Linked DNA regions of Homo sapiens: all the other regions are linked to region 1. The links are chromatin contacts, found by Hi-C or POLR2A ChIA-PET in ENCODE. All regions are on one chromosome and are shown on one strand. The core of a region is the stretch at or near the end of the contact, and the rest is flanking DNA. Distances in the headings are between cores, read along the strand shown. Region 1 holds the start of KLHDC2 (kelch domain containing 2). Region 2 overlaps LINC01599 (long intergenic non-protein coding RNA 1599). Region 3 overlaps LINC01599 (long intergenic non-protein coding RNA 1599).

Evidence for each region. A loop is a pair of places that touch in the nucleus more often than their neighbours do. ChIA-PET counts read pairs that join two places held with the same protein, here RNA polymerase II (POLR2A). Pooled maps may share reads with other maps.
Region 2: a loop to region 1 is called in a map of naive thymus-derived CD4-positive, alpha-beta T cell, with 3 times the contacts of the local background. The contact joins the enhancer-like site here to the promoter of KLHDC2 in region 1. A Hi-C loop is called at or near these places in 1 of 168 maps with a recorded cell type or tissue (naive thymus-derived CD4-positive, alpha-beta T cell) and 9 of 50 pooled maps. POLR2A ChIA-PET finds 5 or more read pairs at or near these places in 7 of 52 experiments (CD4-positive, alpha-beta T cell, activated CD4-positive, alpha-beta T cell, activated CD4-positive, alpha-beta memory T cell and 3 more).
Region 3: a loop to region 1 is called in a pooled map, with 6 times the contacts of the local background. The contact joins the enhancer-like site here to the promoter of KLHDC2 in region 1. A Hi-C loop is called at or near these places in 7 of 50 pooled maps. POLR2A ChIA-PET finds 5 or more read pairs at or near these places in 4 of 52 experiments (MCF 10A, activated CD4-positive, alpha-beta memory T cell, activated T-cell and 1 more).

The regions. Positions count from the first base shown.
Region 1 is chr14:49,765,323-49,770,222 of GRCh38, forward strand. KLHDC2 (kelch domain containing 2) reads left to right here and starts at 2,831. Exons shown (of 13, transcript NM_014315.3): 1 at 2,831-3,299. The coding sequence starts at 3,147. RefSeq lists silencers at 2,231-2,290, 2,631-2,710, 2,881-3,060.
Region 2 is chr14:50,059,173-50,064,072 of GRCh38, forward strand. The region is part of intron 2 of LINC01599 (long intergenic non-protein coding RNA 1599); the gene reads right to left. Among named protein-coding and RNA genes, the nearest start is that of LINC01599, 43 kb to the right of the region's middle. RefSeq lists enhancers at 1,908-2,197, 2,398-2,577, 3,068-3,137, 3,608-3,817. Within about 2 kb of position 1,964, at least 35 of the 41 ENCODE cell types and tissues checked have a DNase peak (open chromatin) inside an H3K27ac peak, as active enhancers do; they include CD4-positive, alpha-beta T cell, where a contact is called at or near this core.
Region 3 is chr14:50,035,900-50,040,799 of GRCh38, forward strand. LINC01599 (long intergenic non-protein coding RNA 1599) reads right to left here. Exons shown (of 9, transcript NR_131171.1): 5 at 3,493-3,570; 6 at 3,116-3,358. Among named protein-coding and RNA genes, the nearest start is that of LINC01588, 31 kb to the left of the region's middle. RefSeq lists silencers at 2,026-2,115, 2,552-2,846 and an enhancer at 2,706-2,755. Within about 2 kb of position 3,017, at least 16 of the 41 ENCODE cell types and tissues checked have a DNase peak (open chromatin) inside an H3K27ac peak, as active enhancers do.

The DNA.
Region 1 (4,900 bases), core at 1,581-4,080:
TTTAGTTTAGGACCCCTTTACACTCTTAAGAATTATTGAGTTCCTCCAAGAGCTTTTGTTTATGAGGATTTTATCTATAGATATCTGCCATATTAGAAATTAACACTAATTTTAATTTAGTTTAATGTTTAAATTTTTTAATTTATTACAAAATAACAACAAAATTGTTAACATAAATAACATTTTAAATGAAAAATAACTTTATTTTCCTAATCAAAAGAATTTCAAAAAGAATGATATTGTTTTGCATTTTTATTTTTATTTTTGAGACAGAGTCTTGCTTTCTCACCCAGGCTGGAGTGCAGTGGCATGATCTCGGCTCACTGCATCTTCCACCTCCCAGATTCAAGCAATTCTTCTGCTTCCACCTCCCAAGTAGCTGGAATTACAGGCGCCCACCACCATGCCTGGCTAATTTTTCTATTTTTTTAGTAGAGACGGGGTTTCACCATGTCGATCAGGCTGGTCTCGAACTCCTGACCTCAAGTGATCCGCCCACCTCAGCCTCCCAAAATACTGGGATTATAGGCATGAGACACTGCGCCAGGCCGACTTAAGTGAAGAAAATCTGGCCTCACACAGATACATAGTTAGAAAAGAGAGTTCCTTAAGGAGCCCCTGAAAAGGTCTCCAGGTACCCACGGGGCTTGGAACTATACTTTGATACACTGAGAAACTCTGCTTATAGTACAACTAATTAATGTGTTTCAGAGACTCTTTTTGTTGTTACTGCTCTAAGTAGGATAAAAGTATGGTTTGAAACATAAATAAGTAAATCAAAGTGGATATTATAGTATTTTATTAAATGGCATATATATACGAAATATAGGCTGGGTGGGTGCGGTGCCTCACGCCTGTGATCCCAGCACTTTGAGAGGCCGAGGCGGGTGGATCACCTGAGGTCAGGAGTTCGAGACCAGCCTGGCCAACATGGTGAAATCCCATCTCTACTAAAAAATACAAAAATCAGCCGGGCGTGGTGGCAGGTGCCTTAGTCCCAGCTACTTGGGAGGCAGAGGCAGGAGAATCGTTTGGACTCGGGAGGCGGAGGTTGCAGTGAGCCGAGATCGAGCCAGTGCACTCAAGCCTGGGGGACAAGAGCGAGACTTCTCTCGAACAAACAAAAAACAAAAACGATGATAGAAGGGTAATGTAGCTGGAAGGAGGACACAGCCAGGAATTGAAGCTGGAAAGGCAAGCTGGGTCTGGACCATGCTGGGTCTTCTTGCACAGCACTGTGATATGAATTTTTTTTTTTTTTTTTTTTTTTTTTTGAGACGGAGTTTCGTTCTTGTTGCCCAGGCTGGAGTGCAATGGTGCCCTTTTGGCTCACTGTAACCTCCGCCTCCCGGCTTCAAGAGTTTCTCCTGCCTGAGCCTCCCAAGTAGCTGGGATTACAGGCGCCGGCCACCAAGCCTGTGTAATTTTTTTGTATTTTCAGTAGAGACAGAGTTTCGCCATTTTGGCCAGGCTGGTCTCGAACTCCTGGCCTCAGGTGATCCGCCTGCCTCGGCCTTCCAAAGTGTTGGGATTACAGGCGTGAGCCACCGCGCCCAGCCGAGATATTAATTTTGGATTCTACTAAGGACGACGGGAGCCAGCTCAAGGTTTTTAAGTGACTCGATCAGATTCACGAGGTTGGTTCACAAGGAACTTCGATAACCCCAAAGTCTAGTGAGCATAATTCGACTGGGAGAAGACACTGCTGCAAGGAATTCTGTGAACCAGACAGATTTGAGGGCACCAACCAGGGTGGATGGCAGATAAGGTCTTAACAGCCTCAAGGTGATTTGCTTCCTTGTTGAAGGCTTTAATTAATCCTCTTAAGTAACTTTCAAGTTCTTGAGTTCAAGTAAACACACTGGCACACTAGGGGAGGAGTGGCAGGCTATAAGCATTTTAATAATTAAAAAAAAAAAGCCTTTTATTGTTCAAAGTGTTCCTTTTCTATGGAGTGCTCCCAACCAGAAGATGAGGGAAATGGAGATAATGAAGCACGTCCCTCCTACCAAACACGATAAATTCTACAGGCACTGTAAGATCAAGAATTTAAGATTATTTTTGTCCCACCCTATTTTACAGGTGAGGTATCAAGCACAGTAACTCGTAATTTTCTTTTGGCCCAATTGAAAGGTATCATATAAGAGAAAGCTGTGTGTGCGTGAAAAGGATCCGCCTTTCTTTCTGAAGAAAAGGGTGGTTACGGCTTCGGAAACGCTTTTCAAGCCAACTCTGCAGCCCGGCTGGCGGCGGCAGCGGCGGCGGCGGCAACGTCAGATTCCCGCAGAGGCGGCGCCCGGCAGGGGCGGCAGGAGCTCAGGAGAGGCCCCCGGGGATCGGGCTGGGCCCCACGTGAGAGCTAAGCGACTGCCCTCGCGCCCGCAGAACAGCAGGGCCTGCATCGACTCTAAGGCGAGACCAGAAACTTGCTAGTGGAGCAATTCTGGTGCCCCTGCCCGGGCTGTGAACCCTCTGAGATCATCCCTCAATCAAACGAATAGAAATCCTCGGGAAGAAAAAAAAAATTGCGGCAATCCGGCTAAAATTCAGCAGCTTTCAGGGACCGATTCAGGACATTATCCCTGTGGTTCCCTCAGTGAAAGGAGACTCGAAGCGCGACTAGAAGTCGCCGGGCCCCATAGATCTGCGGTGCCCAGGCCGTAGGCGGAGGCGCGGGCAGAGGCGGCGGCGGCGGCGGCGGCGGCTGGAGGACCCGGCGCTGGGGGCGCTGAGCGGCAGCCTCGCTTCCGGAGCTCGGCGGGCGGCGTCAGCGGAACGGGCGGCTTCCGGCCGCGGCGTAAACAAGGCCGTGGACTGCAGGAGGCGGGGCAGACGGGCTGCAATAGGGAGCCGGCCCGACGCGGACCGCTTCCCTGCAGTGCCCCGAGTCCCGGGCCCGCGCCGCCGCCGCCCGGCTCCGCTCGCGGCCCCTCTGTCTGCAGGCGTGCCCCGGCGGCGGCGGAGAGCCGTCCTCGGCCGAGGAGGCTGGGAAACGCGAGCGCAGGCGGCAGAGAGGCCTCAACGCCGTCCCTTTCGCCACCGCCTTTTCCTTGCCTCGCGCCGCTGTGCATTTCTCTCCTTTTCCTTTGTTTTTTTGGCCCCTCGCGGGTGTGGGCATTGTTGGTTAGCAAAAGTGCAGCCTCAAGATGGCTGATGGCAACGAGGATCTGCGGGCTGACGACTTGCCTGGGCCAGCCTTCGAGAGCTATGAGTCCATGGAGCTTGCCTGCCCCGCTGAGCGCAGCGGCCACGTAGCCGTCAGCGACGGGCGCCACATGTTCGTCTGGGGCGGCTACAAGGTCAGTGAGTGGCCGGGCCGCGACGGACGTCGCTCGGCTGTGACTCGGGTCTGCGTTCGCGGCCAGGCGGGGAGGCCAGAGCGGGCCGCCGAGGGCGCTCCCCGCCTGCGTCGCGCGCCCCACCTCAGACTCTGCCCGTTGGTTGTTTTTTTTTTGCGCGCGGGAATCTTCCTTCTCTCGAGTACCCCAACCCGTCTCGAACCTCCAGGGCTGCTGTCATGTCACCCTGGTGCTCACAAAGCCAACTCACTCCCACCCCCGTTGTTGCCATTGGAGCGTTATTCCGGGGAAGGCCCTGTTAATGTTGCTTGGGCGGTGCATTCGGAAGGGTTGGGGTGTGAAAGGTGACGGTGTGTGATATCACTCAGACGCGTTATGAGGACGGCCTACGAGGACTTCACCCTCTGGAGCTGGGAACCGCTGCCCACTTACAGGGAGGCCGAGGTGTAGGAAAACTGGAATTCCAAAAGGTTACAGGAACCACCTTATTCAGCCTTCCCGCCTGTGCAAATGGCCATCAGGACTGTTTTCCTTCTGGCTTCAGCTGGGTTGAAGTTTTTCAGCAGACACCCCTATTAAGATAATGGAAAAGCTCCACCAGTAACCAAAAAATCCCCAGCATCAAATGAACTACAGAGTGCAGCTCTTTGACTCTCCGATCCCCTGGTTATAAACAACGTGATTAGTTAGCAGTTTAAAGCCAGTTGCCATTCTTTACCCTGCTAACCTCGGAAATCTAGAATTTTATTTGCTAGGATGGCTCTGAGCCAGTCCTACCACAAAATTCCTCTTTGGTCTTGAAAATGTTCTCCGCCCTCCCCACGCCCGTGCCTTGGATGACTTGCTTTGTGATTGTTTTTAGCTTATGGTACAGCTGACTTGATCATAGTTGACCATTTTTGAGATAGCTTTCAAAGATGGCTGTCCTGATACTTTATTTTGGTTTAACTGCAAAAGTAATTTTTTGCCAATCCTAATGAATCTGCAGTGTTTTCCCCAGTTTCCAATGAATGTGGTTAGAAAATAGAAAGGGGGCCGGGCGCGGTGGCTCACGCCTGTAATCCTAGCACTTTGGGAGGCCAAGGTAGGTGGATCAGCTGAAGTCAGGAGCTCGAGACCAGCCTGGCCAACATAGTGAAACTCCGTCTCTACTAAAAATACAAAAAAAAAAATTAGCCTGGCGTGGTGACGGGCGCCCTAATCCCGTCTACTTGAGAGGCTAAGGCAGGAGAATCACTTGAACCAGGGAGGCGGAGTTTGCAGTGAGCTGAGACGGCGCCATTGCACTCCAGCCTGGGCAACAAGAAGGAAACTGTCTCAAAAATACTTTAGAAAGGGGTAGAGAATTGCAAGAAGGGGGGCGGGGGGGCAAGCATGTAGTCACCCTTATAAAAATGTAAATTAATTCCCCTGGAGAAACCTGTCAATGACACTTCTAAGCTACCTAATTCATAATTGTATTTTTAAAATGACAGCATGAGAGAATAAGACTTTGGGAGTGGGGCAGGGGAGGATTCTTAGTGTGGAATATTTCTTGTGGATTTAAAAGGGCCTGGATGATTGGGGCCGATTCAGGGAGGAGCAGCACAATCACTGAATTG
Region 2 (4,900 bases), core at 714-3,213, 290 kb after region 1:
TAGAGGTGCCTGCCACCACGCCTGACTAATTTTTTGTATTTTTAGTACAGATGGGGTTTCATGTTGGCCAGGCTGGTCTTGAACTCCTGACCTCGTGATCCACCTGCCTTGGCCTCCCAAAGTGCTGGGATTATAGGCATGAGCCACAGCGCCCAGCCCTGTTAAATTTCTTGAATGTGATCACGGTATTGTGACTGTGGGGAAAATGTTCGCATTCTTAGGCAATACATGCAGAAATATGTAGGGGAGAAGTGTCATGGCATCAGCAACTTATTTTCAAATGGTTCAGAAAAAACACACATACATGAATATATAGGGAAAAAGAGAACATAACTGTCACTAAATGCTAATAACTGGTGAATCTAGGTGAAGGGTATGTAGGTATTCACTGAATTATTCTGTCAACTTCTTTGTAGTTGGATTTTTTTAAAACAAAAAGTTGGAGAACATGGAAAAGAATCCTGGTGGCCTGTGAAGGATGGATGGGGGCAGGGGGTGGACCTGGTTTGGGGACAGCTGTACTGGGAGCTCTGTCCCCTCAGGAAGTCTCTCTCCACCACTCATCATGGCTTCTCCCTGCAGCATGTCCCCTCGCTGCTGCAGGCAGGCTTTGCCAGGCTGCAGATGCATGGCCACAGGCCCCTCTGGATTCCCAGCCTTCCAGCAAGCATCTAGAGAGAAAAGAGCCTGCTGCAGCTAGAAAAACCCTGGGATCTAATGAGCTCAGCTTGGGTCATGTGCTCCTCCCAACTCCCACTCCTACCCCTGCCAACCACCCATTGGGTCAGACCCATGCACTCCAGGCACTGAGGGGAGAGCTAGGAGGGAGAATCAATCAGACTCGGGAGGGAGAGGGCAGAGCAGCAGAGGGTTAAGGATGAGCCAATGGTTTCTAACTAGGGGGACTAGGGAAGGCAGCCTTAACTGAAAGAGAATACAAGACAAGCCAGTTTGGGTGTTCTGTTTTGAACTCGATAAATTCAGAAGCTTTGCGAGGATCTAGGGGGAGAATCTCACAGATTGCTGGGAATACAAATCTGTAGCTCAAAAACGCATTGGCAGTGCCTGCTGCTTGATGAAGGCATGGGTGTGCGGGCTTCATCTGGAGAATGCGGAAGATTCCATCATGCCTAGCAGGCTAGCACGGAGCCCCCTCTCCTTGTAACCAGGCTCGTTGGCGACAGAGATCCTGGCAAATTATGAGGAAGTAGAAGCTGGGAGCCATTCAAAGTCATCACATCCACGTTTCTCTTCAGGGACTCAGCCAGGGCCGCTCCTGCTGCTTGTTCCAAGGCACACTGGGAGTTGTTGGGCAAATATTTGCACAACATTTAGGCCCTAAACCTGCAATGGCCTGAGCCCCTCCATGACAGAGCCTCCTACCCGGGTGCAGGCAGCTCTCTCAGCTTCTCCATCAAACCTAGCTACAGCAAGGGCTGTTGAGCCACTCCAAGCTCAAGTCTGGTTTTCCAGAAAAGATGTCCTGCCAAGAAATGTGTTACTGAAGAGGGAAAGGGAAATATAACCAAAGGCCAGGGTACTGGCACCTTTCTCCTGTCCTCTCCTGAAAACAGGGACCTCTGCTTCCTTTTGCCTTCTTGTTCTGTGTTCAGGAAAAGTTGTGTCTGTGGTTAATCTCTCGAGATCCGGAGGGAGTTGGAAATGGGTTTGAATTCCAGTTTCCCCATCCCCATCACTTCCTTGGGAGTCAGTGAAAGTCACTGAGGTAACACAGCAGAGCGCTCGGCATATGAGAAGCGTGAGCCAAATGTGAGCTGTTCTCTCCCAGGAGCGTGTCTGAATGGGGCTGGAGATGGACGCCTCCTTTCCTCATTTCTCTCAGACCTCCTGGGGTGGTTTCCTGTCACAGAACAGAAGCAATTGCCTCAAATCAGATACCCAAGGATGCTGCAGGGAGAAGAGGCTGGAAGAGGGTGGCTGGGGTTTCACTTGTGTAAGCCACACACCTAAAATAAGCCCCCGCAGGAGACTCTGGGAATTTCCTGTAATTTTCACTGTAAATGTCCTATTTATAAAGCTGAGTCACTGCAAGCCGTTGTTTCACAACCACCCAGCATGTGGAGACAGGCCGGCACAGGAAACAAGGAGCATACCCCAAAACGCAGGCCTCACTCATGGCCTTTGGGGGTTCCCTGGGGCCAGCCTGGGCCTGGCCGTTCAGCCCCTGTAAACACCTCCACAAACTCAGGATTTGGGTCACTGGGCCAGGCTTACGCTCTCATCCCCCATTAGCCCTTTTTCTGGCTTCTTTGCTCCAAAATAGTCTTTTTTTTTTTTTTTTTTTTTTTTTTGGTTATACATTTACAGGAAAAGTCTGGCTTCTTCGAGAGTTGCTTACAGACAGTGCCAGGCCTGTCCCCTCTGGAGACCTGAAGGGTCTGGCCTTAAGTAGGATCCAGGGCAACTCTCTGCTTTCCCACATGAATAGACCTGCCTGGATGCCTCTGCTCATCACCACCTCTATAAAACAAACAGATTCTCCCAGGACAGATTCCATACGTTCAGGGCTCAGGGTGCCTGAACCCAGAATTCATTAAAAGCAGTGAAGGGGCAAAAACGGGAGCAGATGTCAGCAAAGCACAACTGCACTTAGCAAGTTCACCTTTCCATCCAGAGTTCCTTGCAGGAGGGGCCAGGAGGGAACACAAAACCCTCCTCACTTCCTGATTTTACAATCACTCAGCTAGCGGCTACAATCAGGGTCACTAATCACAGCTGTTGAACCAGGCCGCCACATCCTGCCACCAGCAGCCCCGGAAGACACTGTGCAGAGCAGGAGGCAACCCTATGCCACTGGTTCTCTGGTGTGCAGAGAAGTCTCCAAATCAAAGAAACCTTAATGCTTAGTGACAGCTTCTCGTTAAACAAGGTAAACAGTGGTCCAGTGAAAACATTCTCAATGTTGCTGAGAATGTTTCCCTCAACACACTTCTTTTTGGGAGCCAGCTCAGAGGCCCAGCTCTGTGTGCCTTGTGGGTTCAGCTCTGATTTCTGGGAGCCCTGGGAATGTAGGAGGTTTGGACCCTGAGAAGTCCCTGGGCCGGCAGTGCTGTGTGTCAGTGTCAAGGCAGTGCAGTGGCATGGGGCAAGGCCTCTGTGAACTAGTCAGCGGGGAAGGGGCGGGAGGGCATTGCCAGGTGCCCAAGGCTATCTCCAGTGCCAGAGCTCCTCCCTCCCCGTCCCCACATTATGTGACCAAAGGTCTTTGGGTGTTGCTGCCGGATGGTGGGTCTTCTGGTCCAGCTGCTCTCTAACACCTGATGCCCTTTTATCACCCTCTGTCTCTCATACTTCCCAGGCCCCGGCCTGAGCCCCAACCCAGGCAAAGTCCCCTGAAGTCGCTATTCCTTTCCTTATTCTTTATTTTCATCGCCACATCTCTCTCTCTCTCTCTCACCCCCGTTACCAGAGAATTTAGGCTACCTTTTCTCCATCAGCATGGCCCGTGGCCCGACAGCAAATGTCTGAATGTGTGTGTGGTAGCTGGCACTCAGCTTCTCATGAGCTCCGTGATGTGAGCTCCATCTATGGAGGACACAGATGTTAGTGTCACAAAAACCCAGGCATTTTCAACTCCTGTCTAGTGAGTCACCCTTCCCCTAAGCCCCACCCCCACCTATCACAGAGATTAACTGGGGTTGGGGGAGGGTGCTTCTTACTGTAGCAGTAAAAAAACAAAGTAACCTGTCAATTTAGAAAAAACAGATTCAGGCCCAGTGCAGTGGCTCATGCCTGTAATCCCAGCACTGTGGGAAGCTGATATGGGCAGATTGCTTTGAACTCAGGAGTTCAAGACCAGCCTGGGCAACATGGCAAAACCCTACCTCTACAAAAAATTAGCCAGGCATCATGGCACATGTCTGTGGTCCCAGCTACTCCAAAGGCTGAGTGGGAGGATCAACTGAGCCCAGGAGGCAGAGGTTGCAGTGAACCAAAATCGTGCCACTGCATCCAGCCTAGGTGACAGAGACCCTGTCTCAAAAAAAGAAAAAGAAAAAACAGATTCAAACCAATTAGAACTCAGAAGGTTCAGCAAGTTCACCAGACACAAAATCTACCTGCAAAAATCAACAACATCTCTGTCCACCCACAATAACTGCTGAAAAATATTATTAAAAAGATACCATTTACAATAGCAGCAAGAATTACAAAATATATCTAGGTAATAGCCAAGAATACCCAAAACTTCTAAAAACATGTCTTAAATTCTAATAAGGAAACATAAAATGATCTGAATAAATAGAGTACATTCCACATTTTGGGTAGGATGACCTCATGTAAGATGACTTACTTTGGATGACATTTATAAAGACCTAGTTATATGAACAATGAACCTATAAATTTAATGCAATGCTAATCAAAATTCCAACTGGATTTCTTTTTGAGAAACTCAATGGAGAAATAATTAACTTTTACAAAGAAGAGTAGAGGGGAGACTTGCCCAATTACCTACACTACAAAATCAGAATAACAGTAGCAGTGCCAGCTCCGTGGCAGTCCAGTAGACTAGCAGAAAAGCATGGGTAGCTGGGCAACACACTCCGGTCCTTTAGGAACTACACAGAGAGAAAGTTAACCCAGCAAACACAGGTCCTCAGTGGGCTCAGCCACCAGTGGAGGTTTTGCTGGGATATTTTGCTACACTACTATCATTGCAACAAGTATACCTAAGGGATAACAAAACATGTGCCTCAAGGTCCCCGTGTGACTTAAAATGCACTACATCAAACTGGCTCTGTGGAAAGAACAGGACTTAACCGTTCAGCAGGCCTAACTCTCTGGAGCTGCCCCTGAAGTCCGCAGCAGCTACACGTCCTTCATGAGGCCAGATGTGCAAAGCCGGGCCCAGAAAGCTGAGGTAGGTCCCTGCACAAGGCCA
Region 3 (4,900 bases), core at 1,767-4,266, 270 kb after region 1:
ATTTTAACTTGATTACCTCTGTAAAGACTATCTCCAAATAAGGCCATAGTCTGAGGTACTGGGGTTTAAGCCTTCAACTTTTTTTTTGAGGCAGGGGCAGAGGGGACAGAATTCTATGCATCCCCAGCCTCACCGCACCCAAAGCCAGCATGCTGAGGCCTGCAATCACCCCAGACAGCCCCAAAGGTTTGTAACTAAACATGCTGACCTTCTCCCCTTGACTCTTGATGTTTTGGATTTGGTTAGCCAGAGGCTGGGGAAACAGATCCATTAAATTCTGCGTAGCTTGAAAAACCCATCTGCGTAGCTTGAAAAACCCAAGGCAGGGCAGGTCAGTGAAAGCACCTCCAATAATTCTTGTGGATTCTCTAAAAGGGTATGATTTTTCCAGCTCTGCCTGAGTATTGTAACTCTTCACACTTTCTTGGGAAGGGTGAGAATGGACAGGAAAGACCAGTTGCTTTGCTGGACTTTGTGTGATTCCCTGCGGCAGGACCTTTGCCAGGGCAGCCACTGAGGGAAGGTAGCCAAGACTTGGAGCACCTTCGGGCTGTGAGCCTCATTCATTCCTGGAGGCAAAAGTGCCCAGGGCAGGCCTAGCTCTGGTGTGGGAGTCAGGAAAGAGAGGAGGTGCAGGGCCGAGGGGAGGATAAGGGGATCAAGGAGGTGATGAAGGAGGCTGGGAAAATAGCTATTGTAATCACAGACTTTTCTATAAAATAGGTAATTTATGTGTAGTGCAGAACAATGATCTTTTCATTAAGCTGAAAAGAAGCTGTGTATAGTAGTTAGGATTATATTTGGCTGTGTGTGACAGAAAATGTCAAAGTAATAGATGCTTTTTTAAAAATTGACCCTTATTTCTCCCTTTTACAAAAGAAGTCGGGAATTAGGCAATCCAGGGCTGGTATGGCAGCCCAAGGCCATCAGGGAAGGAGGCTCCATGTAATACGCTGACCCTCCAACCTTAGCATGTCTCGTCCCTAATGGCTTTTCAGCCTCCAGCCAGGTACCAGGTAGCAGGAAAGGGCCTTCTCAGAGGCCCCGCATATTACCTCTGCTGACATCTCATTGGCCAGAACATAGTAAGGTGGCCACATAATCTTTTCTCTGGGTAGCTATGTACCTAGCAAAAACTGGGGACTTGTTATTAAGAAAAGACAAAAAGTTGGAGACCTACAGTGGTCTCCACTACACTGTATATGAAGGCAAGACAGTTAATTTCTACCTAAATTCCCAAATGTATCCTCAGGAAGAGAATGTTTCTGAAGCATGAATTCTTTGTGCATTGGAGGATCTTCCCTTTCAACCTTCAATTGCACTGCGTGAAAACCACTCCTCAGGTTCTCAGCTTCAACCTCACTTTCTCAAGGAACCCTCCTCAGGCCCCTCAGTCTGCATTAGGCTTCCCTGTTTTATGCTCCCATTGCACCTTATGCTTCTGCTTCAAAGCCTCTGCACCCTGGTCATTATTGACTCATCTGGAATTATGTGTGTAAGGGCTGTCTTGCCTGTAATCTAAACTGTAAGCTCCCTGAGGGCAGACTCTGCTTCACCCTCCACTGTCTTCCAATGTGTGGCACCTAGTAGGCCCTCAATAAGTATTTGTTAAGTGATTGAGTGATTAGAATATGAGAGAGACCCCAGATTCAAGGCCATTTCCACCGAGACCTTTTTTTTTTTTTTTTTTTTTTTGAGACAGAGTTTTGTTCTTGTTGCCCAGGCTGGAGTGCAGTGGCGCGATCTCGGCTCACTGCAACCTCCACCTTCTGGTTTCAAGCAATTCTCCTGCCTCAGCCTCCCAAGTAGCTGGGATTACAGGCATCTGCCACCACGCCCAGCTAATTTTTGTATTTTTAGTAGAGACGGGGTTTCACCATGTTGGCCATGCTGGTCTCAAACTCCTGACCTCGTGATCTGCCCATCTCAGCCTCCCAAAGTGCTGGGATTACAGGTGTGAGCCTCTGCACCCGGCCAACCTTTTCTTTCTTTAACTAGACTTCCCTGGCTGAGACCAAGACAAAACCAGATTCCCCTGAGCTGTGCACCTGCCGGGACTGGAGCAGCCCAAATGCCCATGGGAGGGCTGTTGACTGGGGCTGTCAGACCAGGCTCTCCGAGGAGGACTCCCACACCCACAGCCAACTCCACTTTACAAAACCAGCTCCAGCCAGAAGTATGCTCGGGGGGGCAGGAGAACAGAAACTGCAGTAGTGTGGGTGGATTTTAAATCTGCAAATGCAACTGGCTGCCCAATGTTTGGGAGATAAAATAGGTCACTATCCTCCCCTTGGTTCGGCGTCACTCCCAGGCCCTAAAGGGGAGGGAAGAATTTTGTGATCTTTGCTGTCACAGGCTATGGACAAATTTGGTTATGTTCAGCTTTACAAGAGCTGCCCGCCCACCTGACTCTTGTTCACAAGACCCCTAAAAATCAGAAAAAGATCAGTCCAGGCTGTTCAGAGTTGGATGGGGAATCTTCCTGAGGACAGTTTTTAAAGAGTCCATTTTGACACCAGCCAAGACAAAAGCCAGGACCCAGAGTCTAGACAGCTCCCAAGCCTGCCGTTTTCAACTTGGCCTTAGGATGGAGTCTTCTGTTCTCTGGCAATGAATGACAGGCTTTTAAAGGAGTGACAAAGAGCAAGCCCTGGAGAGAGCCCCATGAGGCCTTGGGGTAAGGGCTTCCAGGACTGTTCATGAGAAGCTGTGCATGTCTCCCTCCAGCTTCCCCAGATGAGACACCAAGATTGAGAAGTGAAGAGTCATCTCCAATTTGGCAGACATCCTGACCCTCCACACTCACCATTCTGATATTTAGTCATTACCATCCTGGCATAGTTAACCACTTCTCCTTCTGACTGAGAAGCTGAAAGTGATATTCAGCCTGGGTGTGATGTGGGGATTTTCTGGGACAGGGCGGAGATGATGAGATGCTGGAGTTGCATGAGCTGGTCATTACAGTCAAGACTTGTGAACCAGTTGTGAAACCCTTGGTAACCTGAAATCTGCTATGGTGGGAGTATTTACACTACAGAAATTGGCCAATGCTGCAAATCAGGGTTTCTTTCTTTTTTCAGTGAGACACTGCACCAGCACACACTGCATTACTCACGCAGGAGGAGCTCTGGGAGGGCGGGAGAAAACCATGGGTGAGCAGAGTTGAGGATGTTTGGTGCTTCCCCTGATGGCTTCATCATGTCATCTTTCTTGGCTCTTCATGGTCAGTGTTTTCTCCGTGGAAACACCAAGAGATTCTACCTCTGCTCCGTCAGCAAACAAGGAAGTCATTGATTTTCATGGCCCCTGTGCTAGAGAACTCCAAGAGCCCAACTTCTTCAAGCAGCAGGCCCATTTTCTGGTGGAGAAGAGAGAAGGCAAAGCCAGGGAAGGGCATTTAATAGTGACAACTCAGCGAAAAGTAGAGGCAGCCCAATGATCAAAGGTGTCTTCCTTCAAAGCCCCTGAGTGAAAACAGCAATCCATGCTTACCGATGAAGGCCACAGGTGATGTTTCTTATGTGAGTGCATCCATCTGCTTCAGGTCATATTTTCAGAGGTCATACAAGGCTGAAAGGAAGCAAATCATTTTCATGAGAAGGATAATAAATGAGACCAGGATTGGTATCGAGAAAAGTTTTTAGACATTTCTGAGCTGGCCAGCCTGGGGAAGAAAGTGCTTCTAGATACACAGATTTCCAGGACTCTCCCTGAGAGGGTTAGATTCTGGGGGTCTGCAGATGGGGCCAAGAACCCGTGTTTTAAACAGCCCCTTCCTCACCCCGTGATCCCGCTGATGGCAGCCTGCGGACCGCACTTGGAGGAACTGGTCTAGTGAGGGTCCTCGGAGGGCGTTTTGCAGTGGGTGGAACTGAACTCTGAGTGGGATCTTCCTTCAGTACCTAGGCCCTGCCCTGCCATGGCTATGGATCTTCAGCACTCATCCTTGGGGACTGGTGCTGGGTGTTACGGGAACAGCATAAAAACACAAAACAAAAAAATTCCATTTCTCACCACCGGCGGTGAGAAATGGGGGTGGAGCCTGGAACTGTGGTCACAGGGCTCCAAGAGGAGCAGCCAGGATGCCATTGCACAACCAGCCACCTCTAAGAGAAGCAGGACCAGGCCCAGGGCTAAGCCTTCACAAGCCCTGCCGCCAGCTGCCAGCCACCCTTCCTCCCTGGGAGAGCCAGAAAGGGAAGCATAGTGAAGCCCTACATGGTGGCCTCCATCAACAGGGAGGCCCCTCTCCTCCCTCTGCCGCAGCCATCCTACTTTCGGCCAGAATGTCCCAGGGCCAAACTGAGGACAGGGCGGCCTCTCCAGAATCCTGCCCTTAGGGGCCCTGCCAGAGACTGGTTTTTCTTGTTGGAGGCACCTCTGCACAGTTTGCATTTATAAGGCCTGAAGAACTCATCCCAAGAACCCAAGCCCACTTGCAAAGATGGGATAGAGAAGGGGCATGGCATTCCACAGATGGGCTCACTCTGGAGAGGAGCTACTGACCCAGCAGCAGTTCCCCCTCCCTCACCCCTGCTCACCACCCCAGGAAGACATCCGAATCCCCATCAAATGGTCCCTGCCAAGAGCATCGTGGTAACATGGGGAAAGAGAGGATGCTAAGTTGCCCCTCTGCCCACTGGACTCCGTCTCATCTGAGGAGAATTCCACAGCAGCCCCTTCTGGGCTGTGCTCTTTATGTCTCTAAGCCACTTCCTGTTTCCTTTTCTAGGTCATAAGCCAGGCTTATAGTTGGTGTGAGTCACTTACCTAGGAAGCCCAGAGCACACGGCTGCCTCTCAGGGAGGGAGCAAAGGATACAGCTTAGAAGTGCAAGGCACTGGTTTGCTCCTAAAACACATAGATTGTCCTAGACTTTTAGCAGTGCTGTGTACCATGG